Linked DNA regions of Homo sapiens: region 2 is linked to region 1. Evidence: chromatin loops called from intact Hi-C (ENCODE). Cell type or tissue: right lobe of liver. All regions are shown on one strand. Each heading gives the region's core, and the rest is flanking DNA. Links, peaks and the distances in the headings are about the cores only.

Region 1 (15,535 bases), core at 4,727-12,726:
CTTTATGGATTGTATCCTTCAAGGAATTGGTCCATTTCATCTGGGTTATCAAATTTATGGGCATAGAATTGTTCATAATATTCCTTTATTCCTTTAATGTCCATGGGATCTGTAGTGATGGCTTCTCTTTCATTTCTGATATTAATAATTTGTGTCCTCCCTCTTTTTTTCTTAGCCTGGGTAGAGGGCTTATCAATTTTATCAATCTTTTAAAAAACCAGCTTTGGGTTTCATTGATTTTTCTTTATTGATTTCCTGTTTTCAAGTTCATTGATTTCTGCTATCATGTTTATTATTTTTCTTCTGCTTATTTTGGATATTGTTTGCTCTTCTTTTTCTAGTTTGCTAAGATGTAAGGTTAAATTACTGATTTTAGGTTGTTTTTCTTTCCTAAAATATGTATAGTACTATGAATTTCCCTCTAAGCACTTCTCTTGCTTCATTCTATAGTGTTTAATGAATTATATTTTCACCTTCACCTAGTTAACATATTTTTAAATTTCTCATGAGATTTTGTATGTTACCCATTTGTATACCATTTTGGGATTTTTCCAGCTCTCTTTCTATTATTGATTTCTAGTTTAATTTCATTATGGCTTAAGAGAAGACACTGTATGATTTTTATTTTAAAAAATTTTTAAGGTGTATTTTATGGCCCAAAATGTGGTCCGTTTTGGTGAATGTTCCATGTGAGCTTGATATGAAGTAGTTTACAGATGTCAACTATATCCAGTTTATTGATGGTGCTGTTGAATTCAACTATGTCCTTACCGATTTTCTGCCTGCTGGATCTGTGTATTTCTGATAGAGGATTGTTGAAGTTTCAGACTATAATGTAGATTCATCTATTTCTCCATTAGTTTTTGCCTCACATGTTTTGATACTCATTGGTTAGGTACATACATGTTAAGGGTTGTTTTTTTTTTTGGAGAATTGACTCCTTTATTATTATGTAATGACCCTCTTTATCTTTGCTAACCTTCCTTGCTTTGAAATCTGCTCTGTCTGAAATTAATATAACTACTACTGGTTTCTTTGGATTAGTGTTAGCATGGTATATCTTTCTCCATTCCTTTACTTTTTTCTTGGTGTTTCTCCATCTTAGGTTGGACTGGGTGGCTCGAGTGGGCTGGAGTTGGATATTTCCCTTCTCTCAAGTTGGTTAGGCTCTGATAAAACTCCAATAGGCTAGGTTCTGATAAAGTGGTTTCTCTTGAGGGGCAGCTTTGTTAAGAACAACACAGTGCTCTGCATACTTCAAAATGGGTCCTTTTCCCTTTCTCTTCCCGGAAGCCCAAGGGGATTTTTCTTTGATATTCACTGTGAGAATCTGATTGAGCTCCTGGAGCTAAAACTCACAGAAGTGTGGGGAGCCCTCTGAATTTATGCCAAAATACAGAGACCTATTATAGTGGTAATTTCTGTTGTTTGTGTCTTCTTCTTCAGTACTTGGACCATGAGACTGTTTCAGCCACTTTCATCGACAGCAGTGGACAGTTTGTTTCCTCCCAGGTGACAGGAATTAGCCGAAATCCCTACTGTGGCTATGATCAGCAGACCCTGTCCAGCCAGGAGCGCATGGAGGAGGACTCCTTGCTGGCTGCCTTGCACCGGCAGGTTCCTGATGTGGGCCCAGTCCCCTTTGTGAAGAGCACTGACCCTTCTTCCAGCTACTTTGTCATCTTGAACTCTGCTGCCTTCTTTAAGGTGGGAAGCCAGCTTGAGGTGCTGGTTCATGTGCAGGATTTTCAAAGAAAGCCCAAGAAGTATGGTGGAGACTACCTGCAGGCCAGAATTCACTCCCTCAAGCTGCAGGCTGGGGCTGTGGGCAGGGTGGTGGATTACCAGAATGGGTTTTACAAGGTTTTCTTTACTTTGCTATGGCCAGGCAAAGTTAAAGTATCCGTATCTCTGGTCCACCCCAGTGAAGGGATCAGAGTTCTTCAGCGCTTACAGGAAGATAAACCAGACAGGGTCTATTTCAAGAGTCTCTTCCGTTCAGGAAGAATTTCTGAAACTACTGAGTGCAACGTGTGTCTTCCTGGGAATCTGCCCCTGTGTAACTTTACAGACCTCTACACTGGGGAGCCCTGGTTCTGCTTCAAACCAAAGAAGCTCCCTTGCAGCAGCAGAATTACCCATTTCAAAGGTGGATACCTGAAAGGTCTCCTAACCGCTGCAGAGAGTGCTTTCTTCCAGAGGTATGTACTGCTTTTTCTTGGGGATGATTTGAAGAGTTCTTTTCCACTGTCCTTGTCCCATTTAGGAGACTTTCTGGTATTCGGTATGTGTTTCTTACCTCTCTCTCAACTTGGCCCAATACAGAAGAGGTAGTGAATAAAAAAAAAAACATAGATTTGTATTTTTCATTAGTGTTTTAAAAATGAAGCTTAATGCTTATCTGAGTCCAAATTAAAGACCTTTTACCCTTGAATTTTTGTTCTTTACCCTCATATCTGTGTTTTCCTTTAGAACCACATAGCATGTTTACACAGTAGCTGTGTAAGTAAAATCCCTTATTCACAGAACAGATAGAAGTTATCTAAGGGTCAGATGTGGTGACTCATGCTTGTAATCCCAGCACTTTGGGAGGCTGAAACGGGAGGATCGCTTGAGCCCAGGAGTTTGAGACCAGCCTGGGCAACATAGCAAGACCCCATCTATTTTATGTAAAGAAAAAAATAATCCAAGAACAGGGCTGGTAGGGCTGGTAGTCAGGCTGGTGTTTTATCTTTGTATCTAATGAACTGAAACTTTAAAAAGTAACATAATAACAGTTTTTAAAATCATTTGAACCTACTGATTAAAAAACTATGAATATGGCAACATTGCTGGGTTGACTTAATAAGCATAGGAAGTCAGGAATACCACAGAAAACTATATTTTTTAAGCTAAATAGTTGTTGAAATTATTGCAGTATTGTGTTCAAATTTCTATTTCAAATGTAAGCTTAAAATATTTTCAGCATGATGAGAAATACATGGAATAATGTGCAGAAAGGAATATGGAACCAGTATGAATTAAAATTTGTGTTTTCTTCAACATTCCATAACATCACTAAGAAATAAAAAATTATAAAAGCTACATGGTTAAAAAGTACCATGCTGGCCAAGCGTGGTGGCTCATGACTGTAGTCCCAGCACTTTGGGAGGCTGAGGTGGGAGGAAGGCTGGAGCCCAGGAGTTTGAGGTTGCAGTGAGCTGTGATCACAATTGCACTACAGCCTGGACAACAGAGTGAGACCCTGTCTCAACAAAAAGTACAATTGTTTGAAAGAATGTATACATGTTTTTTACTTTTTAGTGAAATATATTGTTTTTAAACATTCCTTGGTAGAGAGAATTTTTTTGTTGGATAAAAGGGAGGTATTTTTGTTAAGGATATCTGGGCACCCTAAAAATTTCATACTTTATGTCCACTCATTACCGTATGGGAGAAAAGTTGCTACCATAAAGTATGTGGTTTGTAGGAGCTCCTAAAATAAAACTCTTCAGTTTTCCACCCTGAAGTCAGCTTTTGGTCATACCAGATTATGTACATATGTAGTGGGTTCATGCCATACTTTTAGAAGGCCAGCAGAGGGAGCACTACTCAATGTACAGTGTTTACTGTACTGCTGAGAAGACTAGTATTTTCTATGGCTCAGTACAAAATGAAAACAAAATTAAATTTCACAACTCCTCAAAACAAAACCAAAACAAAATTTTTCATTTTATTCGTGGGTTCAGGTTTCAGACATGCTATTTATTAGTGACTGAGCAGATTATTTTATTTCTGTGTACTTTTTTGCCTATATATGAAGACTACTCAATTACCCTATTTTAGAGGGTTGGTTTGTTTGTTTGTTTTGCAACAGGGTCTCACTTTGTCATCCAGGCTGGAGTGCAGTGGCATGATTGCAGCTTGCTGCAGCCTCAACGTCCCGGGTTCGACGGATTCTCCCACCTCAGCCTCCCGAGTAGTTCGGACTACAGGTGTGCGCCACCACACCCAGCTAATTTTTGTATGTTTTGTAGAAATGTGGTTTCACTATGTTGCCCAGGCTGGTCTTGAACCCCTGGGCTCAAGTAGTCCTCCTGCTTTGTCCTCCCAAAGGGCTGGAATTACAGATGTGAGCCACCATACCCCGTTAGAGTTGTGTTTTTAGATTTTTAAGTTATTATGGATACATCCTAGTTGCACATATTTTTGAGGTAGATGTGATATTTTGATACAAGCATATAATATGTAATGATCAAATCAGGGTAATTGGAGTATCCATTGCCTAAAGCATTTATCATTTCTTTGTGTTGGGAACATTCCAATTCCACTGTCATAATTGTTTTGAAATATATAGTAAATGATTGTTAACTATAATTGCCCTATAGAGTTACGTTGTCAGTCTACTTAGTGGCCTAGCAAAGAGGAAGAAACATAGTAATTTACGCAAATTCCAGGTGGAAAATAGAGAAAGTTTAGAGAACTAAATTAGTGTAAAACTTAAAAGTATTTCTGACTATAAATTCTACCATTAAAAACAAAAAAGCACCCGTGAACCCACAAGGATAAAATAATGTGTTTGTCCCTGCCCTTCCTTGCATATCCTGGGTGAGGCTGGTTGATGGTACATTGTTGTAGAATAATTGCGGAATTTTATTTACCTGGAAGTTTGCTGAGAAAACAATGTCTGAGGTGGTGTAAGTTTTTGGAAAGCAAACATTTGACAGAGTTCTCATAATTGATTTTCATTTTCCACCCTTTATTCTGTTAAAGTTCTGAAATATTGCATAAGGCCATCTGAAAAGAAAAAGAAAAAGATTGAAATTGATTTTTTGGGGGATCTTTGGGTATACTGTTTTGAGCTCATGGCCCAAATATGTTGAGCTGATATCCTTTTTTACTTCTCTTCCTTGGTAGCTCATAACCTTACTTAAACCAGAAAGAATTAAGAAGCTTAGCCTTGGTATTTGGTTCCCTAAATGACAGTTGAACAATTAAAATATGTCATCTTTGTTCTTTATCTATAAGGGAATAAAAGTGTTACTTTTGGAAAGGACAACAGGGGTTTCCTTAAAGATCCTATTAATATAAGGGAAGGCCTTTTGAAAGAATGGGCTTATCACCTACAACATTTCCCTTTTATTTTAGCATGATTGCTACTTTTTTCTTTCTAACTTTGTGTTTAAAAAATTGAATCTTTAGAAACATTGCAGGAATAATAACAATGAACTCATATACCTTTAACTTAGATTCACTATTATTGTTTTGACACATTTTGCTTTATCTTTCTTTGTGTTTATATGTATCTGTGTATAATTTTTTCCCCTGAACCACCTGAGAGTATGTTGCAGACATCATGGCACTGCACTCCATAAATATGCCTCTCCTAAGAAAATGGACTTTCTCTAACATATAACCATAATGATCACATTTGGGACATTTATCATTGTTATAGTACTGTTATTTAATATGCAGTTCATATTAGATATTCAAGTTTCTTCAGTTGTCCCAATAATGACTTCTGTAGCTATCTTTTTAATTTTAACTAATCTAATCTATGCTTACTCAGTGTGTTTGGTTATCTCTTTAATCCAAAAGAATTCTTTAGCCTATTTTGTTTTGTACAACATTGGCAATTTTGATGTTGCTGTTTTGTAGAATGTCCTTTTTTTTTTTTTTGAGATAGGGTGTCGCTTTGTCATCCAGGCTGGGGTGCGGTGCAGTGATCTCAGCTCACTGTAACCTTCAGCTCACTTGACTTCCTGGGGTCAAGTGATTCTTGTGCCTCACCCTCCCAAGTAGCTGGGAGTACTAGGCACGCACCACCATAGCTGGCTAATTTTTGTATTTTTAGTAGAGATGGAGTTTTGCCATGTTGGCCAGGCTGGTCTCAGACTCCTGGCCTCAAGGATATCTGCCCGTCTTGGCCTCCCAAAGTGCTGGGATTACAGGCGTAAGCCACCACGCCCAGTCTGCTTTGGATTTGCTTTATTGTTTTCACTTTCCATGTGATTAGATTGAGGCTAAATATTTTGGCAGGAAAATTATAGAAGAAGTTTTCCTGCAAATATTTTTACAGGAAATTATGTTTTTGTAAGAAAATTATTATTGTACAATAATAATTATATAATTATTATAACTATAGACAAGTAAATTGTATATTTTTTTCTTACCATAAAAGTCTAAACTCATGAAAGTAGTTTATATGTGCTCTCTTAAAAATCACTTTATTTAAGCTATGAAATTTGATTATGCTGTAATGTGGCCAGGCCTGTACACTTCCTTCATTACTTGTTTTTTGTCTGTCTCCATGTCAGCTCCATGAAGAAGGAGATGCTGTGTGTTTTGCTTACTGTAGTAGCCCTGGATTCTAGGACAGTACCTGGCTTAAGAAGCTTAAGAATTATTTGTTGAATAAACAGTTTTTTCTGAAATTGATGAAATAATAAAAAATGACTGCACATTCCCATATCAAGAATTTGAGAAGTTAACATTTTATGTTTTTGTTTTTGGTCTAAGTACAAGAGACCTAGTTTTATTGTGACTCAGTTTCTGGAATAGTTGCCCCGGATTTCGAGTGCTTTTCTCCTTACCTCCACCCTCCCCCATGTTTTAATGCAGCCCTCCAAAAATATTTACTGAGTGTGGACTCTAGACCAGGGCCTGTGCTAGGATACAAAGATGAATGAGGCACCACCCTTATCTTCGAGTAGTATATGTTTTATTTTATTTTATTTTTTTCCCCTGCTGCCTCCCTTGAGTAGTACATGTTTTAGTAAGGGGAACAGACACTAAAGAGTCCTGGTAATGATGAGCAAAGTACTGCATGAGTAAGTATCTGGGGGGCAAGTGTCCCCACTAGGACTCCTGTCAGATCTGGAAAAGGCCTGAGGAATCTGATACATGACTTAATGCAGCGTATACTTGCAGCCTGAAAACTAAGTAATGACAAAATAGACATTCTTGTCAGTGTGAGCCATTCTCTGAGTCCAAGGGGAGTACATAATTCAAACCAGAATTGGTCATTTTGGAGTTTGCACTCTTAGCAGTATACAGTGGAGTGAAATTTAAGAATCAATTTAATTTCTTTTCAGTTTTTATGTACATAAAACCTGCTTACTACAAGAGACCCAGTTTATTATTTTGTGTTGGTTAACATTCATAAGTATATTTCATCATAATAAGGCTCCGTGAAATTAGTCATTTTATCATTTGCCAATAAAGACATATATCTGAAAATAAATGTTCCTGAACCTGAGCTTGTGCTTTTTTATTCCTCTTAAAGTGGTGTCAATATCAAAATGCCAGTCAACTCCAGTGGACCTGATTGGGTAACTGTGATTCCCAGGAGAATAAAAGGTAAAAAAAAGAATAAGCTTGATGATTTGTTGTTTTTCTTACTAACTGGGTTGAGGCTCTGTCGTTTCATTTATGTTGCAAAAACTTATATGCCATAGTTACTTCTGGGCACAATTGAAAATATTAAAAGTACTGTTTGATTAAAAAAATCAGATCTTATGTGCATAATTCTGAGTTTTGCTATTTATTGTTATTTTATTTTTATTTTTTTGAGACAGGGTCTTGCTCTGTTACCTAGGCTGGAGTGCAGTGGCGCAATCTTTACTCACTGCAGCCTTGATCTCCTAGGCTCAATTGATCCTCCCATCTCAGCCTCCCGAGTAGCTGGGACTACAGGCACACACCACCACACCTGGCTGATTTTTGCATTTTTTTTTTGCAGAGACAAATTTTTGCCATGTTGCCCAGGATGGTCTTGAATTCTTGAGCTCAAGCAATCCTCCCACCTTGGCCTCCCAAAGTGCTGGGATTACAGACATGTGCACGGCCGAGTTTTGCTATTTAAGCTCATGTAAAAGTTTTCTTCTCTTGCCAGCCCTCTTCTGTTTGGCTCCTCAAGAGTCTTTTGAACAACCTTGTCCAATATGATAGCAACTAGTCACTTGTAGTGATTCAAATTTAAATCAATTAAGATTAAATAAAATTCAAAATCTAGTTATTTAATCACACATGCCCAATAACTATATGTAGACAGCATTTTATGTAGAATTTATCCATCATCTCAAAAAGTTGTGTTGGACATTGCTGCTCTAGAGATATGGGTAAAATTATCATGGAAATGTTTAAATCATCACAAAAAGTTGTGTTGGACATTGCTGCTCTAGAGATATGGGTAAAATTATCATGGAAATGTTTAAAATAACATTGGGTTGGAGAATAGCAGCTCTTCTCAAAGTGTGGTCTGTGGATCAGTGGCATCAGCATTACCAGGCAACCTGATAGAATTGCAAATTCTCAGGTCCTATCTCAGATGACTGAAACAGAAACCCTGGCTGGTGGGGCTGAGCAAGAAAGTTTTAACAAACTTTTCGGGTGACTCTGATTTATTGGTGTAGAATATTAATAGTAAAAGAACAAAATTCAGAGCAGTAAATGTAAATTTTGCAGAATAGATATAATTAGCTATCGTGATTTTTAGAAAGAAGGGATGAATGTTACTAGTGAGGCTTATGCAGATGGCGGGCAAGGTCCTTCTAGCTTTTAAAAGTATATTAACTAATAGTACTGCACTCTGCAGATGTTGGCAAACCCTTTTGCTGCAGGGGCTTGATATTTAATACCTGTGGATCAAGCAGAGTGGATATTAGCCACAAGCCTTGTATGAGTGGTGGGGAAGGAACTGAAGAGCAAGGACCATCTCAAGGGGCAGCCTCTTTTCAGTTTCTGCTGCTTTGTTACCATGTAGAAACAAACCCTGTATGCCCAGCTCCGTAGATTTGTTTTTCCAAGAGAAACCAGAAACTTTGATTTTTTAACTGTGATATCTCCATATTTTAGAACATTGACATCCAATTCAAGACTTTGAAAATATTGTATGGGCTAAATAAAATCTGTTTGGCCCATATGCAGCCAGGGCACTGCCAGTTTATATCTCTTGTCTCTAGTATCATATGCCACAAGAATTCCCAGTCTTTTCCTGATGAAGAGCTGTTTTTGATTTACTTGAACCAAATGAATTACTAATTTTAGAGGATATATATATATATATATATATATATATATATATATATGAGACATTTATCTTTTATCTGTTTGGGCCTCAACCCTGAGGTCAAGATGTCAGTAGACAAGGTGTCCTTCAGTAGTACTGCGCTCTAAACACTCTCCATGTCCGACATCTTCAGGAGGCCCTGTCTCCCACTACTGGATCTGTCCTTCTTCTCACAGACTCGACTGGCTTGCCCTTATTGTGATGTCCCTAGGTGTCCCAGGGATGGTCAGTGGGAGGAACTTTGGAAAGTTTACCTGTACCTGACAAGTCTTGAGGATTAGCCAGGAAGTGGCTGTGGGTTTATGATGTACTCTTCTGGTTAGAGGGAAGATAGATTTGGTAATTAGTGAGCCTTTTGATATATTTTTAGAGGAAGAAAGTAACTATGAATTAGTAGGAGCAGAATATCCTGGTTTTGAATAGGAAAACCATCTTGTTGTAACAGGTATATAACTGGAAAGAAAAGAGAAGGGCAATTGATTTATGGACTATGGAAGGAACCCAGCTTGGCAGAACTTCATTGAATTTCACTCTGTGGACCAGCAGGGGGCATTCAAAGACCCTAAATCAAGGGCTCATAATTTTTTTTCCTTCTTTTGCTTCATTCTATGCAAACATTCTGTTTCTGCTTAAACTTTCACCAACTAATTTTAGCATTCATCAAGGTTCATCAGATCTTGCCTGTGGCAATGATTTCTGTGGAATTCTAATTGTGACTTTTAATGTCTCTCATTCTTTCAACATTTATTAGTTGGAATTCTTTTGCAAAGAAGAGTTGTCCCTTCTTCATTTTAAGTATTTATATCAGTGTAGACTCATGAAAATTTCATTCCTTGGAATGAAGGAAAAAAAATTATAATCCAATCCAATTCAATCATTATTTTATTTGCTTTTATTTTTGCTCAAATTGTTCCAGTTTTGGCAGTTGGGGAACACTTTCAGTTTGGCTTCTTTGTGCCCTTTTGTCATCCTGTGTGCTGTCATCCTTTTGTTTGTTTTGAGCACTTCCTTAGTTTCTGGCACCACAAGATATTTGAGGCTTGTCTTGTATTTTCTTTGCCTTAGCCTTAGAAGGGGTTTACAGTATTTCTACTTTTATTTCACTTATGAATCCTATATTTTGAAGTTTTTTCCCTGTGAAATTGTATTTATGTATTAGCTAATTAATATTCTTACAAGGTAAAACTATTGTTAAGATTCATATTTAGATTGCCTGAGATTGGCAGTGCTACTGCTACTTGTGGGCATAATTCCAGTCAAAAGCAAGGAAAAACAGTTTTTAGTTCTAGCTGACTACCTTTTTAAGAGCAAGCATCTGGTTTATGTCAGGTTTTCCCAGTGCCAGAATTACTGCTGAGTTTTCATTAGTACCTGTAATGTAGTCCCCAGATTATCACAGCTGAGTGGCTCAGGGACCTTGACAGATTCTGACCTCATCAACAACTTGAGGTTATATTTTTTGGGGGAACTTACTGAGAGTTTAGAATAAGACTTGATCTAATAGCAACAGTATAGATAAGAACAATGAAGTTTTACATTTGTGTGTATCTTTGTAGCTATGGCAGGTTGAATACTAAGATGACTTCCAGTGATCTATGCTCTTACATAATCTCCTTCCCCTTGAGTTGTGGCAGCGACATGTAAATATGATGGTATATAATTCCTATGATTTGATTATGTTATATGACAAAGTTGACTTTAAGAGAGTGGCATTATCCTAGGTAGACCTGACCTTAGATCAGATAAGCCCTTAACAGGGGCCATGTTCTTCCTGAAGAAATTCAAAGTGTAAGAAGGATTCCATGTGAGGGAGATTCTTTGTTGTTGGTTTTAAAGATGAAGGGGGCCACATGGCTAGGAATATAGGCAACTTCTAGTAGCTGGAGAGCATCTCCTGGCTGATAACCATCAAGGAAATGGGAAACTCAGTCTTACAACCACAAGTAACTGAATTCTGGCAGCAACTTGAATGAACTTTTTTTGTTGTTTTTTTTTGTTTGTTTGTTTTTGAGACAGAGTCTTGCTCTGTTGCCCAGGCTGGAGTGCAGTGGTGCGATCCTGGCTCACTGCAAACCTCTGCCTCCTGTGTTCAAGCGATTCTCGTGCCTCAGCCTCCCAAGTACCTGGGATTACAGCCACACCTGGCTAATTTTTCTGTTTTTAGTAGAGACGGGGTTTTCACTGTGTTGGCCAGGCTGGTCTCGAACTCCTGAGCTCAAGCGATCTACCCACCTTGCCCTCCCAAAGTGCTGGGATTACATGCGTGAGCCACGCGCCCGGCCTTGAATGACCTTTTTGAAGGCTTTTCTCCAGAGAACACAGCCCTGATAATAGCCTGATTCAACTTGTGAGACTCTGAGGAGAGAACAGAGTTATGCGATGTCCCAAACTCCTGACCTGCAGGTCTGTGGGTTAATAAATGTCTCTTGTTTTTAAGCTACTAAGTTTGTGGTGATGTGTTACACAGCAATAGAAAACTAATAAAATAACTACCATCTAGATCAAGTTATTGAACATTTAGAACATATAGGATGTTTCCAGGACCCTAGCATGCGCTTTACTATTCACACTATTACAGTATTGAATTTTCACAATAACCCTTCAAAATAACTAGTAGTTGACCCATTTTATAGATGATGTGACCAAAGTCCAGAGATTTCACTTATTGTGTCATCGTTTTGAGTCCTTCTTTGTTAGACTCTGAGGGTATAGTTAGGGAATAAGATGAAAATTTAAATGATTTCTGAAGTCTCAAGAGTTGGAAATGTGGAGTCAGACTTAGAGTAGGTCCCGTGACTCTTCATCTAGCATTTTCCCTACTGCCCCTTAACCATGTTTAGGAGGTATGGCCAATGATGTCTTGATGCTTTGGTTTGCCTGCAGTAGTTAATTTTTTTTTTTTTTTTTTTTTTTTGAGAAGGTGTCTCGCTCTGTCGCCCAGGCTGGAGTGCAGTAGTGTGATCTCGGCTCATTAAAACTTCTGCCTCCTGGGTTCAAGCAATTCTTCTGCCTCAGCTTCCCAAGTAGCTACCATTGCAGGCACAATGCCACCATGCCTGGCTAATTTTTGTATTTTTAGTAAAGATGTGGTTTTGTATGTTGGCCAGCCTGGTCTGAAACTCCTGACCTCAAGTGATCCGCCTGCCTTGGCTTCCTAAAGTGTTGGGATTACAGGTGTGAGCCACCACTGTACCTGGCCTGCAGTAGTGAAATTTATCAACCTTCTAGTATACAAATGATGAAGTGAATGATAGTGTTTCATGTTATGCAGTAAAAACGAAACTAGTCATTTTGTGGATGAGACCTCATCTGATGTTGATTTCTAGAAAATGGCAGATAAATGTTATAACAAATGGGACAAAGCTATTTTATTTTTAAAAAATTTAATTATCTGGATGCAGATGTCAAAGGGACAAAGCTATTTTAAAGACAACTACTTTCCAATTACTGGAAAGAATAATTTGATACAGAATATCTTTAATTTCGTTAACCGGGAAAATCAAAGGGCCCATGTTCTGCATATAAAACTACTAACTGATAGCATTTGAGGGAAGGAAGCCTCCTCAATATATCAGCAAAATGTATTTCTTTGTAAGTGGTACCACCTCTACCACTACCTGCCTCTACGCTTATTGAGAAACTTTGCCAAGTCACTCTGTGACTTGCTTTCTTCATCTTTAAAAGGTATTTCGACGGCCGGGCGCAGTGGCTCATGCCTGTAATCCCAGGACTTTGGGAGGCCGAGGCGGGTGGGTCATGAGGTCAGGAGATGAGACCATTCTGGCTAACACGGTGAAACCCCATCTCTACTAAAAATGCAAAAAACTAGCCGGGCGTGGTGGCAGGCGCCTGTAGTCCCAGCTACTCAGGAGGCTGAGGCAGGAGAATGGCGTGAACCCGGGAGGCGGAGGTTGCAGTGAGCCGAGATTGCGCCACTGCACTCCAGTCTGGGTGACAGAGTGAGACTCCGTCTCAAAAAAAAAAAAAAAAAAAAAAAAAAAAAAAGATATTTGGACTAGCTACTCTCTAAGGTCCCATTCAACAGTCTATGAATTTATAGAATTTCTATCTATATAGCATTCTTAGCTTACCTCTGTAAACTGCAGAGGTTTTAGGGGACTAAAATATATAGGAAAGAAAATTAAATTTCCAAGGTTTCATAGGGGGAATTCAAGGAGTAAACTCAAACTCAAGCCATTACAATTACTGTGTAGCTGGGCCCTTCTCATATTCCCAGCACTTGACAGAGTGTTCCTAACCAGCTCAATATACACTATCCTCATTCCTCATCCTGCTGAGGGCTGTCCCTCCCTACTGACCTTATCCCAAGCTTCCTATGCTCATGGCAGTCTCTGGTGCAGGGAATTGGTTGATCCCATTTCTTCTGTCTTGTTTTCCCCCTTATAAACTGTGTACTCCCCTTTGTCCTGCCTTTTACTGTTCTTAATTCTGCAGACAATTCCATACCATAAAATTAATGGACAGGTTTGCTGCACATCTCACCCCGCAGCCCTCCCTGCCCCGCCCCACCTCAATTCACGTTGTGTCCTTTTCGTCCAACTCTTTCTGGATGATTTAGGGAAATTTATCTCTCTGCCTTTTTCTCTTTCGTTTTGTTCCATCTTTGGCCCAGACAGCCCTCATTATGGCTAATGGATTACATGGCGTGACACCCTTTGGAGGAAAATGCAAACCATGGGCTTTAAAGAGAAGCCAAGAAATTTTAGAGATGCAGGGACATTACTTTCAAATAATAAAAAATATCCCTTCTGGTTTTGCCCAAATCTTCATATCTGCTTTTACAACCACCTCTGTTTAAACTTCTTCCTTCACCAGCAATTTTCAAGATAACCATAAAGTTGAGTAATAACTCATTTTTATTTTTTGTTTTAATTATTTTTATTCCATGTGAATAGTACATTAGGGGTTATATTATCTATTTAGGAGACTTTCATATCTCAGTTATCTTACATGAACTGCATTGTGAGTTCCAAGAAACACCATTTAAACAGCCACAGACTTCTTAAAAATCATATTAAAATTGTCAGGAAATGTTTTTGTCCCAGTTGACCATAAGGGGGCAACATAGGTATGTGCATTTCATTTAAAAAATATGATTTTTTTCTCATGTAGCATGCAGCATGTTTAAAGAATTAATGTCAGATTTAGTAATTGATTTGCTTTCCTTAGCTCTGGTAGTAAATATAATTAACATTTGAATGGAAATGGTAATTGTTTCCTGTGTGACATATACTTTTCTTTATAACACATATTTGACACAGAATAACCGAGTCTACCGAATTAACAGTGGTAAAAAATTGTAACATCAAAATAACTTTTAATTCTCATTCTAGTAAATGTTTTCTGTGGGCCCTAGGTGTCGTCTCTGGAGCTCTCTAACTATGCAGCCTCGATGTACTGATATAATGAGGGAGCTTTGCACAAGGTGCAGTAACATATTAAAGCTACACTTGATAACATGTTGAGAAATTATTTTTGAACAAGCCTAGGAAATGTTTACCCTACATGCCCCCGACAATTTTTCTTTGATAATCGCATTTGCCAAATAAAGCTTTTAAAATCAGCGTTCAGTTTCCTTTTCTACTTGGGCTCTGAACCTGCAAAGAATTAGCAGATGCCGAAGAAAAAAAGATTAGATATGCACTCTGTGTCAAATAGAACATCATCTTTGGAGGGATAAAAACCAAAATAATTTGGAGTAACACAGATAATGTCAAGTCAAATAAGCTAAAAGTAGTCACAAATAGGGGAGTCACTTAAATTTAAATTTCTGAGTTGTGTAAGCATTTAGAGTCCAAATTGTGGCTTAATAGGTGACTATAGAATGACTGGACTTTGATAAAGGTTGTGTAAGAAAATGATATAACCTGGTGGTTTCTTGAAGATTGTAGGTTTGAATAATTGTTAGAAATGAATAAATATATACCTTCAAGAAAAAAAAAAAGAAATGGTTAACATCTATAAACATCTGTTTTTGAGAAGTGATCTAGCACACAGTGGTTAAGATCATGGGCTTTGGGCTCACTTGCTTGGGCCAGGTGCTGGCTTTGCTCCTTACTAGCTCAGCTCTGGGACCTTGGTCAAGTTGTTTAGCTGTTCTGAAAGGTAGGGATAGTGATAGGACCTACTTCAAAGAGTTACTGTGAGCATATGAGATAATACGTTTGCTCAGAATAGTGTCTGAGGCAGAGTAAACTTGCAAGAAATATTAGCCATCACAGTCTGTTTTGAAGCATGTAACGTGTGGCATTTTCTACAGGAGGTGTTAGGGCAGAAGGATGTTGACTTTCCCTCTGAAAGGTCGTTTTGCTTGTGTTATCAAGTGTAACTAGGTTACAACCAGGAGGTACACATTGGTGATGTATTTTTAGCATTGTTCATTATATATAAAGACTTTCTGAACCTTTTGTATAATGGAGAATAATCCGTTAGATTGTCTGCCATTAGTTTGTTCTCCATATTAAG
Region 2 (15,535 bases), core at 3,463-11,462, 420 kb after region 1:
CTTCACATCCCTTGTAAGTTGTATTCCTAAGTATTTTATTCTCTTTGAAGCAATTGTGAATGGCAGTTCGCTCATGATTTGGCTCTCTGCCTATTATTGGTTTTTCCTTTCCATATTTAGTGCTTCCTTAAGGAGCTCTTGTAAGGCAGGCCTGGTGGTGACAAAATCCCCCAGCATTTGCTTGTCTGTAAAGGATTTTATATTTCCTTCGTTTATGAAGCTTAGTTTGGCTGGATTATGAAATTCTGGGTTGAAAATTCTTTACTTTAAGAATGTTGAATGTTGGTTCCCACTCTCTTCTGGCTTGTAGGGTTACTGGAGAGAGATCTGCTGTTAGTCTGATGGGCTTCCGTTTGTAGGTAAACTGACCTTTCTCTCTAGCTACCATTAACATTTTTTCCTTCATTTCAGCTTGGAGAATCTGATGATTATGTGTCTTGGAGTTGCTCTTCTCAAGGAGTATCTTAGTAATGTTGTCTGTATTTCCTGAATTTGAATGTTGGCCTGTCTTTCTAGGTTGGGGAAGTTCTTTTGGATAATATCCTGAAGAGTGTTTTCCAACTTGGTTCCATTCTTCCCGTCACTTTCAGGTATACCAATCAATCATAGGTTTGGTCTTTTCACATAGTCCCCTATTTCTTGGAGAGTTTTTTCATTCCATTTTATTCTTTCTTCTCTAATCTTGTCTTCATGCCTTATTGCAGTAAGTTGATCTTCAATCTCTGATATCCTTTCTTCCATTTGATTGATTCGGCTACTGCTACTTGTGTGTGCTTCACAAGTTCTTGTGCTGTGTTTTTCAGCTCCATCAGGTCGTTTATATTCCTCTCTAAACTTGTGATTCTAGTTAGCAGTTTCCGTAACCTTTTATCAAGGTTCTTCGCTTCCTTGCTTTGGGTTAGAACATGCTCTTTTAGCTCAGAGGAGTTTGCTATTACCCACCTACTGAAGCCTACTTCTGTCAATTTGTCAAACTAATTCTCCATCCAGCTTTGTGCCCTTGCTGGAGAAGAGTTGTTATCATTTGGAGGAGAAGAGGCATTCTGATTTTTGGAATCTTCAGCATTTTTGTTCTGTTTTTTCGTCATCTTTGTGGATTTATCTACCTTTAATCTTTGATGCTGATGACCTTTTGATGAGGTTTTTGTGTGGGCATCTTTTTTGTTGATGTCAATGTTATTGCTTTCTCTTTGTTAGTTTTTCCTTTAACAATCAGGCCCCTCTTTTGCAGGTCTGCTGGAGTTTGCTGGAGGTCCACTCCAGACTCTGTTTGCCTGGGTATCACCAGCAGAGGCTGCAAAACTGCAAAGATTGCTGCCTGCTCCTTCCTCTGGAAGCTTCATCACAGAGGAGGACCTGCCTGATGCCAGCCAGAGCTCTCCTGTATGAGGTGTCTGTCCACTCCTGCTGGAAGGTGTCTCCCAGTCAGGAAGCATAGGGGTCAGTAACCCACTTGAGGAGGCAGTCTATCCCTTAGCAGAGCTTGAGGGCTGTGCTGGGAGATCTGCTGCTGTCTTCAGAGATGGCAAGTAGGAACATTTAAGTCTGCTGAAGCTGCGCCCACAGCCACCCTTCCCCCAGGTGCTCTGTCCCAGGGAGATGGGAGTTTTGTCTATAAGCCCCTGACTGGGGCTGCTGCCTTTCTTTCAGCGATGCTCTGCCCAGTGAGGAGGCATCTAGAGAGGCAGTCTGGCCCAAGCCACTTTGTTGTGCTGAGGTGAGCTCCCCCCAGTCCGAACTTCCTGGCTTCCTTAACACTGTGAGGGGAAAACCACCTACTCAAGCCTCAGTAATGGTGAATGCCTCGCCCCTGACCAAGCTGGATCACCCCAGGTCAACTTCACACTGCTGTGCTGGCAGTGAGAATTTCAAGCCAGTGATTCTTAGCTTGCTGGGCTCCATGGGAGTGGGACCTACCGAGCAAGACCACTTTGCTCCCTGGCTTCAGCCCCCTTTCCAAAGGGGTGAACGGTTCTGTCTCGCTGGAGTTCCAGGCAACACTGGGGTACAAAAAAAAGACTCCTGCAGCTAGCTTGGTGTCTGCCTGAACAGCTGCCCACTTTTGTGCTTGAAACCCAGGGCCCTGGTGGTGTAGTCACCCGAGGGAATCTCCTGGTCTGTTGGTTGCAAAAACCGTGGGAAAAGTGTAGTATCTGGGCCGGTTAGCACAGTCCCTCACAGCTTCCCTTGGCTGGGGAGGGAGGCCCCGGGCCCCTTGCACTTCCTGGGTGGGGCAACGCCCCACCCTGCTTTTGCTCAACCTCCGTGTGCTGTACCCACTGTCTAACCAGTCCCAATGAGATAAACCGGGTGCCTCAGTTGGAAATGCAGAAATCACCCAGTTTCTGCGTTGGTCCCGCTGGTATCTGCAGACCAGAGCTGTTCCTATTCAGCCGTTTTCCATAGATAATATTTAAAACTTGGAGAATAAAGGAGACAAATGAAAGAGAGACCACAGAGTAAGAAAAGAAGAGTTGCTCAGGACTAAGCCTGACCAACCTAATGTTCCTGAGGAGAATGAGAAGAAGGGATCATGGAAAAATGAGGGTGTAGTGCTACTGAAACTCAGAGACATGGCTCAAGAAAGCAGTAAGGTGTTGAATGCTGATGAGAGGTTTAATGCGATGAAAATTGAAAACTGCTTAACTAGTCTGAGACTGTGATCCTCCACTTGTATATGTTCTGCTTTAGGGAGAGTCACCTAATGTATTTGGATTTCAGTTTCATCATCTATAAAATAGTTGTGCTTGTGAAAGGCGGTGTTGAGTGCTGTGAAAGGAAGGGGTTTGCTTGGGAAGTGTCAGACATTGCATCGGACAATGCAAGATGGTTAAGTGTGGAGGTGAGGGTGGAGCAGATGATCTACCAACTCTAAAAATGTATGAAATATGAGCCAATGTATAGGATGATAGTATTTAACTTTACAGAGTAGATGAAAGGATTTTCTGTATCACTCGGTAAAGTACCAAGTACTAGGTAAATACAAAGTGTTATTTCTGTTTACTGAGAATATACTTATCAAAGGGAATTGAGGATTTGTGGCAGCTGTTTTAAGATAGACATAGGCTATAGCCATGATGGGTGATCTCATATAGAAGAAGCTGGAGGCAGAATTGTCAGGTCTGTGAACCCAAATATTAGTGCATCAGCACCTTAGAAATTAAGAGGTCCCTGAGGTTTTGAGATTGGCATCTGGTCTTCTTGAGTGACAGCCACTAGGAGATATTGCCTTGTTCTCATACCACAGAACTATCTGGATAATCTGAGGCCACCTGCTGGGTGGTCAGGCCAGAACATCCATCCTTTTGGTACCGCTCTCAGAATTGCTCACTCCTGCCCGCTACCACAAACATTTAATTTTATATAGGGGAGATAGTGGAAGGGGAGGAGGATCCCTGTTCCCCAGGGCCTTGCCACAGAAATAATGCCGAGGCTTCCACTGCTTCCTAGTATGTCATGCAGGGAGAAATCACTGGGTCCTCATGAAGCAACCCTATGCATTTGGGAACCTCATGTACAATGAATGCTCAATAAATACTTGTTTTTTAAAAAAGGGAATAACTAGCAATTCGTACTGTGTGTATTAGTGGGAGGCAAGGCTAACCTTTGCCGTTGGCCTATGGTGTCGGCTCTGTGGGATGATTTTGCAAATGTTCTGTTCCCACATTAGTAGCTTTCCAGATGATTACAATTCTGCTTCTAGAATTCCACCCTTTAATAGGCATTGTTCTCAGACAAAATGCAAGTGAGAGCAAAATCACATCATTAGTTTTTTATATCTTACTGCATTTGAATTATTTGGATGTCTCTTGAGAGCAGAGTTTGAAATGGATGCTGAGAAAGCCGGGGAGCTGAAGGAAGGTGGGAAACTACACAGAAAACGGCAGCTACAAATATCTAATTCTACAGGTTTCACAGTTGTGCCTAACACTGGTCCTGATCAGTAGCTTTGACAAGGCACGTACCTGAGGACAATGTGTGCCCCCTCTCCTTCTTTCTGTTTTTCATTAATTCCTTTATACTTCGCTTTGAATATGTATTGTGAGTCAGATGCCCCGCACATAATCACATGTTCTTAATACAGTTACACCCAGATGCACAAAGAGTTTGCAGGTAACGTTTTCAGTCTCTCTCAGCAGCTTCCAATTTTGTGCGACTGATTGATTAACACAGTAACATGAGCAAACACGAAGTACCAGAGCTTCAGGTGACACATTTAATTAACGACATTCAGGCAAGCAAAGAAAGATAAGCATTCTGGTAGCAGCCAATTACAAATTACAGATTAATGAATGTAATTTCGGGTTTCAGAGATTTTCCTATTTTATTCTAACACTGGGATCAACATTCATCAGCTCAGAAGGGGGAAGGTGCAGGCCTGCTAAGCAAGGTATCAACCTAAGGATAGCTTTTGCTTTTGCTCCAGCTCCATGTCTGATCAGATAGAATTACCAAACTTAATCTGACCTCTAGTGGCACTTTGCATTAACAAGCACATTTGAAATCCACTTAGGAATTTTGCTGTGAGAATTCTGCTATCATCCCATCTTACAGCTGGAAGGAACCTTAGAGATGATCTGCTTGGCAGGCTTCTGCCCACTCCCCTATTTTACAGATGAGGAGACTGAGGCCTGGAGATATTGATGGGTGATGATAAAAATTGAATAGCTAATTGATAGAAAAGTCAATGATGACAGAATCCAAGTTTCTAAAAAAATTTAATTGTAATTTTTGTGGTAGGTGTATACATTTATGGGATACATAAGATGTTTTGATACAGGCATGCAATGAGTAATAATGACATCATGTAAAATGAGTCAAGTATTTTATCCTTTGTATCACAAACAATCTAGTTATACTCTTTTAGTTACTTTAAGATGTACAATTAAATTATTAATGACTATAGTCACTCTGTTATGCTATCAAATACTAGGTATTATTCATTCTTTCTATTTTTTATACTCATTAAATCATCCCCATCTCCCCCATACCTTCCTACACTCCTTCCCAGCCTATGGTAACCATTCTTCTTCTATCTCCAGAATCCAGGTTTTTAGATTTCTACATTGTTATGAGTGTGTTAGCAGAGAAAAGTCAATATGCAAGTCTGTAAGATTCTTGATGAGAATAAGCTTAGGTGTATAAAATTAATGGCTGTCTGAATATAGGTGAAAAGCATCAAAACACTTTTGGTTCAATATCTGTATATTTTAGCCCAAAGTTCCAAAGTTTTATGGCATTATCTGAGTCAAAATAACTGACTTTAATTTAGCTACATTTAAATGGTGAATTTCTTTGATTCTTTTGAGTCAATGGTTTATAACTATCACTCTTAGTAAGTGAGATGATTGTAATGATTTAATCGGACCAACAATTCAGTGAACTAATCTAATATTCAGTTCTAAATCTCAGGAATATTCAAATTGGGACAAGGTATGAATCTTTTTGTACCCAATTCCAGGGTTTTTAATCAAACCACAGGCAGTGTTAAGCAGTTGAAAATAAATCAGACTTCAGGTTTGAGTAAACCTGGGTTAGAATTCTGGATTCTTGTCAGCATTCATTTCTATTGCTGCTGTAACCAATTACCACAAACTGAGTGACTTAAAGCAACACAAACTTATTTTCCTCTATTTCTGGAGATCAGAAGTCCAAAATACATTTTAAGGGGCAATAAGGTGTCAGCAGGGTTTGTTCCTCCTGGTGGCTTCAGGGGAGAATCCATTCCTTGACTCACCTACTTCTAAAGGTTGCTGACATCCCTTGGCTCCTGGCTACATCACCCCAACCTCTGCTTCCATGGTCGTATCGCCTTCTCTTCTGTAGTAAAATTTCCCCTTCATGAGGATAACATGATCACATTTATGGGCCACCTGGATTACTAGGGTAATCTTGCCATCTTTGAATCCTGATTTTAATCACATCTACAAAGTTCCTTTTGCCATGTAAGGTAACATTAACAGGTTCTAGGGATTATGATATGGATATCTTGAGTGGGTTTATTATTCAGCCTTCCCCAATCTCTTACCAGCTGTGTGATCTAGGTGTGATCATCTTAACCAGCCTTATCGAATTGGTTGGGAGGATTAAAATAGAGGATAGATAAAACATACCTAGCAAACTACCTGGTGCATGATAGGTGCTCAGCAATAGCAATGTTCTCTTCTTTTCCCTTGGCTTAATCAGTAGATGAAATCTTTAACAGTAGGTTATGCATATAGTGGAGGTTTATATTCAGCGTAGTCCAAGATCTGGTTTCTAGAAGCAGAATTACCATTTGGTGGATGAAGTAGAAACCAGAAATTCCTGAAATGCAGTATTTCTCAGTCCAGCCTTTCCCAAATGATGAATTCCTCTCTCCACCCTCCTGAATGGTGCATCTTGCATTTTGATTTTGGAAACTTGATTACTTTCTTCATCAGACTGTCTTTTCCTAGTTTGCATAGATAAAAACTTCATTGCTGGTAATCAAATTAATTGTCTTTTAAAATAGTTATGTCCTGTGGCAATCAATTATACAAGTCTACAGATGGCACATAAAGTGTGTGCTGAATGGAATGATAATGGAATATAAACTATATTCAGGTTTACCCTGTTTTATTGTTTCTACTCGGCCATGTACTTGGTCTACATGAGAGGGATACTTAAAAAAATGTACTGCTATGTTTGGCCTCTTATGTTTCGCTTTCCTCCTCTTTTTATCATCTTTTACAACACAGATTTAGAGAAAATGTATGTAGTAGAACTCAGTTTCCTTGATCATTGGTAATGATGTGCAACAACTTGATGTGAAATGATTCACTGATAGTCTGGAAGCCTTACTTTGAACATCTTTCTTAGTGACACCATTAATTACAGGCTACAGTCTGGCTATCACCAAGCTGAATGTGGCCTTCAGAAGTAGTCTGCTTGGGCAGCATGGGATTCAAAATGTTTCCTTTGCATGTGTTCAGATGGACAAACACTCTGTAGTTTTCCCCAGTGATAATACCTGCCATAATGGGCTATTGCATGCATTGATGCCAGCTCCCCGAAGGCATTTCTCCATGGTGGAAACTGACATGTAGAAAAAAAGTGAAGGAAAAAAAATGGCTGACATCTATTGCTCCTTAAAATGATTTTCTCCCGAATCAAGACATGGGTATGTCCTACGCACATGGCTACATATGGTTGCCTTTACCCTACAATGGCCCTTCCTTTTTTTTTTTTTTTTCAGAGTGTTCCAGATTTGCATTAAGCTGTCACCCGGTGGCTGTGTAACTAGCTGCTTTTGTGACTGTTACAGGCAAGTGATTGAAAATACCTAGATCCTGTTCATACAAAACTAGAATTAGAGGTTCTGAAAAATATTTTTCTCTAACATTCTGTGATTCCATGTTTTAATAAATTTCTTATTGGAGAAGGTAAATTTTGCCAATGAAAAAGACCACAGTAAATTTAGAGGAGAAAAGGGCCGGATAGGCAGGTGAAATGACCTTGAGAGAAAGGAGAGGAGATAGAGCGGCAGTATCAACTACACGTAATATGCACCGGTGCGTCTGGCCTGAAAATAAGTTCCTTCGACAATATATCCTGTAGGTACTTTGCTCTGCTTCATTTTTACCTTTATCAGATGGTCATTAAGATTTCCTAAGCTCAAAATTCTTTGATTCTCCATTGCCACATCTGTGTGCCATGTTTGACCTCCGTGCAAGTTAGAACGCACAGGGCATTAGGAGCCACACGAATTTTTTTTTTTTTTTTTTTTTTACCAGGAGCTTCTATTTTCTTGTGTCAATTATTTGTGCTCTATATTATATTGTGCTGCAATGCAGCAAAAATTACTGGCAAGATCAAAATATTCTAAAGGTAGACTTTTCAATAAGAAACATTATAAATACAAAACCAATGTTACCAGTTATCGCTAAACTAACCTGTTCAGAATGTGCAATTCTAGCCCTGGGCAGAATGGATACCTCAAGATATTGGTTTGCTGCAGCTAAATGGATACTTTGCCCCATATGTTTTTCAGCCGCAAAAGCCTTAACAGACCTGCAGTTACAGACTCAGGGAAAAGCTTGTACTGTTGTTTGTGGATCGCAGGGAAGCCAGAGTTGCAGCTGACTTTCTGTCCACGAGATGGCGGTAGAGGAGCACAGAAAAAAGAAACCATCTTGGGCTGTTAATCATGTTGACTGTTGAGAAGCTAAGAGGGAAGCCGATCTGTCATTAGGTAAGACCAAGCCAAAATTTATGGATTTCATACCTTAGTGGAAAACACTGGTTTGTGGCTCATGGCTGTTTCTAAGACCTTTTGATTTTATACAAAAATTCCATTCAACTATCATCATCAAATAGCTGTCCCTATTTTTCCTTGATTTTGGCATATTTTAGCTTTTTACAGCTGGATCAACTGATGGGCTTCATTTTCCGCCCAGGTCAGCCCCAAGTGCTGAGGCAGTCCTAACAGGAGCAGAAAGGATAACAGCTGCCTCTGTGCAGGTGTGTTTGATCAGCAGCGCTTAGGCCATATATTCCAGGGGCTGGCATTTCCAGCTTCTCAGGTGGGATTCATTTCTGCCTCCTATCAAGATTCATATGGTGAGAAATTCATTAAATAGGAAAAAGATTTAGATGCTGGTTTAGGCAACCAACGACAATGATATAGGAATATTGACCAAGACTAAATTCAGGTGGTCATCCACAATTGGTAAGACATTTAAACACTAACTAGTATCCCAAATAACTCCCTCTCCCTCCCCCACACTATCATTCTGCTTCTCTTTCCTTTCTCTTCTTTACTGCCCAGCAGATCCTGAATCTGGAACCTGAAGGGGAAGTTCTTGGTACCCTTCCAGCTTTGGATTCTCTAACTCTGTTTTCTATTGAGTTTTACCTTGCCTAGGATTCTTCTATGCAGTATTCAATTGTTCGTCTCCTGCTTGGGGAGAATAGTTCTAAGAACGTGAACAGCTTACCTAAGAAACCATGGCCATGTCTTGCCCATGCCCCTCTGCCCCTAAAATGTATCTCCTAATGTGGACAATTCTCTGGGTCACATCTGAGTATTCTGTCTTTCTTCTTTTTCTACTTCTTCTTTTTTTTTTTTTTTTTTGAGGCAGGATCTCACTCTGTCACTCAGGCTGTATTGCAGTGGTGTGATCCTAGCTGATGCAATCTTGACTAAAGTGAACTAAAGTGAGCCTCTTCTCTCAGCCTCCTGAGTAGCTGGGACTACAGGTGCATGGCACCTCACCCAGCTGATTTTTACAATTTTTATAGAGACAGGGTCTCACTACGTTGCTCAGGCTGATCTCAAAGTCCTGGCCTACAGTGATCCTCCCACCTCAGCCTACCAAAGTGCTGGAATTACAGGCATGAGCCACCATGCCTGGTGCATCCCAGCTTTTTAATAAAGTGCAGCACCAAATAAATACTCCTGGGAGTGAGAAGGGAAGGAAAGGAGCCAGGCAGGGTCTGAGACAAAGCCTGAATCAGTCCAGCCTCACAAAGAGAGAATTTTGTGGTGCCTTCTATTTTATTTCAAAAATGTTTGTGAGATTTGCATTCTACTAACATGTATTTATGCTTGTTTTAATATATTAAAACGCATTTAATTGCTTTGACATTGAGTAAAATTGCTCCAGGAAAATGCAACATGTTTATCCTGTGACTTTGAGTCCTTTTGGCCGCACTGACAATTACCCCTTGAATTTGAGTTTCTCAGTTAAGATTAGGTAGGAGTAGTGGTAAGGTGATGGGTTTAGAAATCAGACTGAACTGGTTGATTCTAGCTACCCTAGTTCACTAATTGTGTAACCTTGGACATGATATGGGGCCTCTCAGTCTCATCTTTTTAATACATAAATAGGAATACTTGTAACCATATAGGATTGTTGTGAGGTGTAAATGCTAGAATGTGCACAAAAGGACAGAAAGTGTATAAAGCAGTTAGTACCTGATACACAAGGGACACACTCAATAAATGTTCTATCATTGTTATGAATGAGCCGTTTGGATACTGCATTGAACAATCCATTCGATCCCATTTGTTGAATATGAACTTAGTCTGGTATTTTCAATAGTACCAAGTTAAAATATGGCTTCTTACAAGGCAAAGGCAACCTATAAAATATAAGAGTTGCTTTAATATTGTTCCCTATGGCTTGTGTCTCTTTCAGTAAGGCAACCTATATAAATAAAACATTTTCAGTTTAGAGAAAAGGAGTGGGAGTGGGGTGAGGACAGGGCTTATTTTTCACTCCATAGCTTAACTCTTTGGCTCTGAGATGATCTGATGACTTGGCAGTTGGCAGTTAGCTGATGGCATCAGCTTTTTAGAAGCCAGAGCAAGACAACATTTCAAAGAAGATAGGAGAGTAGTAGTTGGCTCTGGCTATAAAATTCAGTTTTTAACTTTGGTTTCTGATCGCCTACAATGACCATAGTCCCCTTTTCCCTCTTTGCTCCCAAACAAAGCAGAGATGGAAGTTCTGTAGGGTTCAGGGACTAGTTAATTCTTCATGTCGGCTCAATGCATTTTGGAAGAGGATCTGAGAAATAGCCACCTTATGTGACCTCCTGAATAAAACTTACTCATATAGGGTAAGTAAGGAAATGCGTAAGTAAGGAAATCTAGTAGATTTAAGGCATTGCCTCAAGTTCTCTCAGATATAAATACATTTGATGCCTTGGCCTGGCGCTCAAGTACTTTACACATGAACAGGGGAAACAGCATATTCTTATGCAACACTATATTTAATGCAATCACCAATGTAAGCTCAATTAGCACAAGGACTCTCTTAATCAATTAATTAATCTGACAAACAAAGTATACACAAGATCTGAAACTGTGTGGTGTGGATTTGATCGAACAAGGTATGAGGTTTGTACTTAAAGATCTTACCGTCTAGTTAGAGGGAGGCAAATAAACAGGTAATTATGATGCAGTCTCTAACAGAAGGTGCTAACTCTGCCTGAGGGAGTCAGGTGAGGCCTTAAATCTGAGTGTGTTGACAGACTTGTGTCTTTGTAAGGTCTACGTGGTTGTTGCAAGCAGATTGCATTGGAAGAATTCTGCTGGTGTTGAAAAGGAAAGGATGAATACTGAAGGCATTTTAAACTTTAGAAGGTAAAGGACGGCTTGCAGGTCTCTGTAACTTACGACGTAGAGAATCAGAGGAGAGGAAAAGTCTATGGTGATTCTAAGGCATAGAACTGACTGGGTGCCCAGTAGAATGGTGGTGTCATGACACAGAAGGAAAACATAATGATGACCAACTAATTTTGGCTTTCAGAGTAGGATAAGTTTACAGTTTACAGGTTAAACTTGAGATGTAATTTCTAAGTGTATATTAAGTAATTTATAGCTAAAGCTGTTGGGAATTTTTTACTGGGCCTTTACTCTCTGTATCCACTAACAATAGCTAACATGTTGAAATATATAAAATTAAAGTGTATTTTGTATAAACTTGGGAAGGATTATCAGAATATATTAGAAATATATTATCAGAATATGTTATGTCAGAATATGTTAAATTAAAGGTATTTGCTACTGATATTAATAGAGATGTAAATTAAGGGGATGTGGAAATGCTAATGAATGAGTAAAGTGAGAAAAGTTAAACTAAAAAATTAAAGTAATTCTCTCTCAGAAGTCCTTTGTGACAAAAATAATCAATTTCCCCAAATTCTCTTACCTTTACTTCTTGAAAGTCTTTCAAATCTGTCTCCTTGTCTTCAACCATATTTCCATTGGTTTAGCTAAAGCCTTCCCTCCCCATTCTGGGTTAATAAGAATCTATTAAGTTTCCATCTCGCTTCCAGTCTCATTACCCCCGTCCACTTTCCACACTGTTATTTGAATGATCATTAGAAAGGACACATTATTATATTACACCCTTTGTATAAATGCATCCACTGGCTCTCTCTCTTCTCTAGCATCTTAGCGCTCTCTTAGATTCCGATATTTTTACTTTTCACCCCACATAATTGTACACACACGGACTTTCCATATTAAGGTCTGTACTTTTTGAGTCTAGGGACAATGTCTTATTCATTTCTGCATTTCCTAGGTCTAGAACCATATCCTTCTCTTATTATATTCTTGATAAGTGTGGGTTTATTATGGGCTGAATTTGGCTCCTTGAATTCATATGGTGAAGCCCTAATCCCAATGTATGTGGAGATGGGACCCTTAAGAAGGTAATTAAGGTTAAATGAGGTCATAAACTTGAGGTCCTAATTCAATAGGACTGGTGTTCTCACAAGAAGTGGCAGAGACACCAGAAGTAGTGCCTGTGCCAAAAGGAAAGACCATGTGAACACACAGAGAAGGTGCTGTCTGCAAGACGAGAGGCCTCATCATATATGAACAATGTTGGTACCTTGCTCTTGGACTTCCAGAACTGTGAGAAGATAAATTTCTGTTGTTTAAGCCACTCAGTCTGTGGCACTTTGTTAAAGCAGCCCAGCCAGACTAATACAGGGTTGAATTGGGCAGATGTGATGGATCATGTCTAGTACATATTTGCCATGAGAGGTCAATATCAATCTCTCTAGGTTTCTTGGCATTGCAGGTCATCTCTAAGTTCATGTGACAAAAATAGATCAGTAAGAAATTGTTCTTAGCTGAGGACTCAAGGCTGATATTAGGTTTGTTTGAATACTAATAAACAGTCAAGTATTTTTTAAAGAAATGCACTCTAAGAGGGGCTTTTGAAATTTTTCCTGCACAAACTCCTGGGATGTGAAGATGACCTAAGGAAAGTTGATGCTGTTAGGGGAAAGAGCAAAAGAAGAATTACTGGGAATCCAAGAGTATGTCCATATATGTCAGGACCCATAGGGTTTTATAGGCTCATGAATCAAGCGTGTGGCATCCTGATTTTGATTTAAGATTATCCACTGGGGAGCAGATTTTCTTTGAACTTTGCTTAAGCCTTCATGAACAAAGAGATCCTTCAGATATGCACTGTGAACTTCCTGATATAGTAACATGGGTCTCTTGGGGATGGTTGTTTCACATAATTTACCACATGCACAGACTGGACACACACCACTGCTCACTGTAGCCCAAACAGTATTTAGAGAGGTGCTGCTAGCAATCTGGCCTTCTGCTTTCAGCTTGGTGGCTGCTCCAAAGTTATTCAGAGAGTTAAGATGGAAAGAAAACCAGAGAATTACAAAGAAAAAAACAAGGATAAGGGGCTTCATTAAGCTACCTCACAAATGATGAATCCCCAAACCAAAAATTAGTAGGAAGTATCAAAGCCGAGTCTTACCTTCACAGTTGCCATAACTTTTTAACTTCTGCTGTGCATTTCTTTATCTGATTTATTTCATCAACTTGGTCAAATTGTGCGTCTGTGTGTGTGTGTGAGAGAGAGAGAGTTGGAGCTCTCTTCTATAATGATGTTTGTGATGTTACTCTCTTTTATTATGAGCATAATGCTTATTTGCATGATTTATCATTTTCAGTATGCTTTCTCAGCTTCTCTATTATTTGCTTCATACATTGGCCACATTAGGTTACTGCAAGGACAGCAATTGTTTTATTTAGTACACTGCTTAATGCTACACAGCCCAGCACTCTCCAAGTTTATCCATCAATGATTCATCCAATGATTATGATAGGTTTAGAGAAATGAAAATTCTGGACATCTTTCAGATAAAAGACCAAACAATTCCATAGGGATGCTTTTATAACATTTGAACTGTAGGGAACTCAGATAATTAAGACAGCACATGGTTTTATACTGGTTCTTTGGTCTTATTTCATGATTTTGTCATTTGTTAAATTTTGCTTTGGTTTTTGACTTTGAGTTTCATCTCTTCTTAAAACAACTGAATGTTATCCATTAGGCCCAGGTGACAAAAGGATGTTTGATCTCTTGTCAATGAGAAATCTCAGAAAACCACAATCTATGTAATTATTTTGTGTGATATGCAGCTGGAAGTTTGAAAAAAAAAAGTTAGTGTCTAACCGTTTCTGTGGTTCCCTGACAATAAGTAGTGGTGATGCTATCAATTTCTTTACCTTAACCTATCTTAGTTCATTGCTTTGGTTGAAATTCAGCCCAAATAGAAAACTGTTTCATTAGGTAGGGTTGTATATCATAATATGTGTATAGGAGACACCACTGATGTGACATAGCCCATCCTTGAAAGTATGAAATAATTTTTCTATGCATTTACAATATATTTTCTGTAAGAAGAGAAGTATGGGAAGGAATAGAAAGTACACTATGAGTTAATTTAGTATTGTCTGTTAATATCGGGGCTATGCTTGAAAGCTTGCAGCTGACACTGAAACCATGAAGTAAAGCAACCATCTTGGTTTATTTTATCAGCAATTAAATACATTTTGTTGCCCAGAATTTGGCTTAATGTTGGAAAAAACCCCCCAAACTAGAGTTAATTGAATTCCATAAATCAATTAAAATGTGATATTAATATCAATGGTAGGAATGTCTATGGTGTTATAGCAATTTATGAGGACTTTTGCAGTCTATATTTTTTGTTGCCATTAACAAAGCCCACAGATTCTGATGTTTGCATAAAACAATATTTGAAGAAAGGAGGGAGAAAGTGATTGTTTTTACTTTCACTTGATCTTCCGGCTCAATTACACTTCAAGGTCAATGATGCTATAAAATAAGCTAAAAATAGCTTCGTAGGCATAGGAGATCATCCAAAAGGTGTGTGGATTTCAAACCAACCCAAAGAGAAGGTAAGATTTCTTCCGCTAAGTGATGGCCACCAGATGGCTGTGCATCTCAAGGAATGGAGGGAGGACGTCTCTTCTGGACCAGAACTGCCAAAGTCCACCATGAGCACTACCTCTCTGCTCTAAATCAAAGAGACAGGGATGAAGATCTGAAAGCGTTTAAATATTTCAAATCTTGCAGAAAACCTTGGAGAAACAATCTTGCCAACTGCAAATGTGTGATTGCTGAGATTGAATCCTGGGTGATTCTGAATGGAATATTTATTAGCTTTTAAATCTTGTGAAGCCAGGGCTGTCCTTCTCAGAACACAGGCTGTAGCCCTTTATGTGGCAAGGTGTGAGTCTCTATTGCAGGGGCTCTTCTTCTGAATTCATATTCTCTCCTTAGGTGATCATATTGACCCCTGTGATTTCAATCTACACCCATGATTATGACCTATAGCTCTATCTGCTACCTACTCAATATCTTCATTTTAACATGTTTCACAGAAGTCTTTAATTTCACAGACCTCACACTTCACTCTAATGCTTGGTCCCCTGCAACCCACAGTGTTTCCAGTGTTTGCCAGTTTATCATCCAGCCAATCCCTAAAACTAGAAATCTGGGAGTCATTTTTTAAACTCCTCTCTCTTCTTCACTCCTAATATCCTTTAAATCTTAGGGCTTGTTCATTCTCTAAGTTTTTTTTTGCTACCGTTACTGCTTTTACTCTGCCTTCTTCCCCAGCCCATGGTTTTGCACAGAACGTCTAAATAATATCTTTGATTTCATTCTTGCTCCATTCCTATGTATCTTCTGTAGTCAGTGACCCTTAAAAATGTAAATCA

What was found. Peaks named below come from ENCODE experiments on the same cell type or tissue, not always from the same donor. Only the 100,000 strongest peaks of a DNase experiment are listed, where the experiment ranks them.
Region 2: it touches region 1 in a loop (12-fold over the local background); 109 of 110 quality-filtered maps call a loop at or near these places.

Annotation. Positions count from the first base shown.
Region 1 is chr3:101,799,789-101,815,323 of GRCh38, forward strand. It overlaps NXPE3 (neurexophilin and PC-esterase domain family member 3), which reads left to right. Exons shown (of 8, transcript NM_145037.4): 5 at 1,447-2,201; 6 at 7,265-7,338. Among named protein-coding and RNA genes, the nearest start is that of NXPE3, 28 kb to the left of the region's middle. In right lobe of liver, for the core only: a CTCF peak has its summit at 9,592 (motif pointing right); no DNase peak of the experiment used is centred there.
Region 2 is chr3:102,221,130-102,236,664 of GRCh38, forward strand. No RefSeq gene overlaps it. Among named protein-coding and RNA genes, the nearest start is that of ZPLD1, 210 kb to the right of the region's middle. RefSeq lists an enhancer at 13,073-13,152. In right lobe of liver, for the core only: CTCF peaks have their summits at 4,479 (motif pointing left) and 8,100 (motif pointing right); a DNase peak (open chromatin) is centred at 8,102.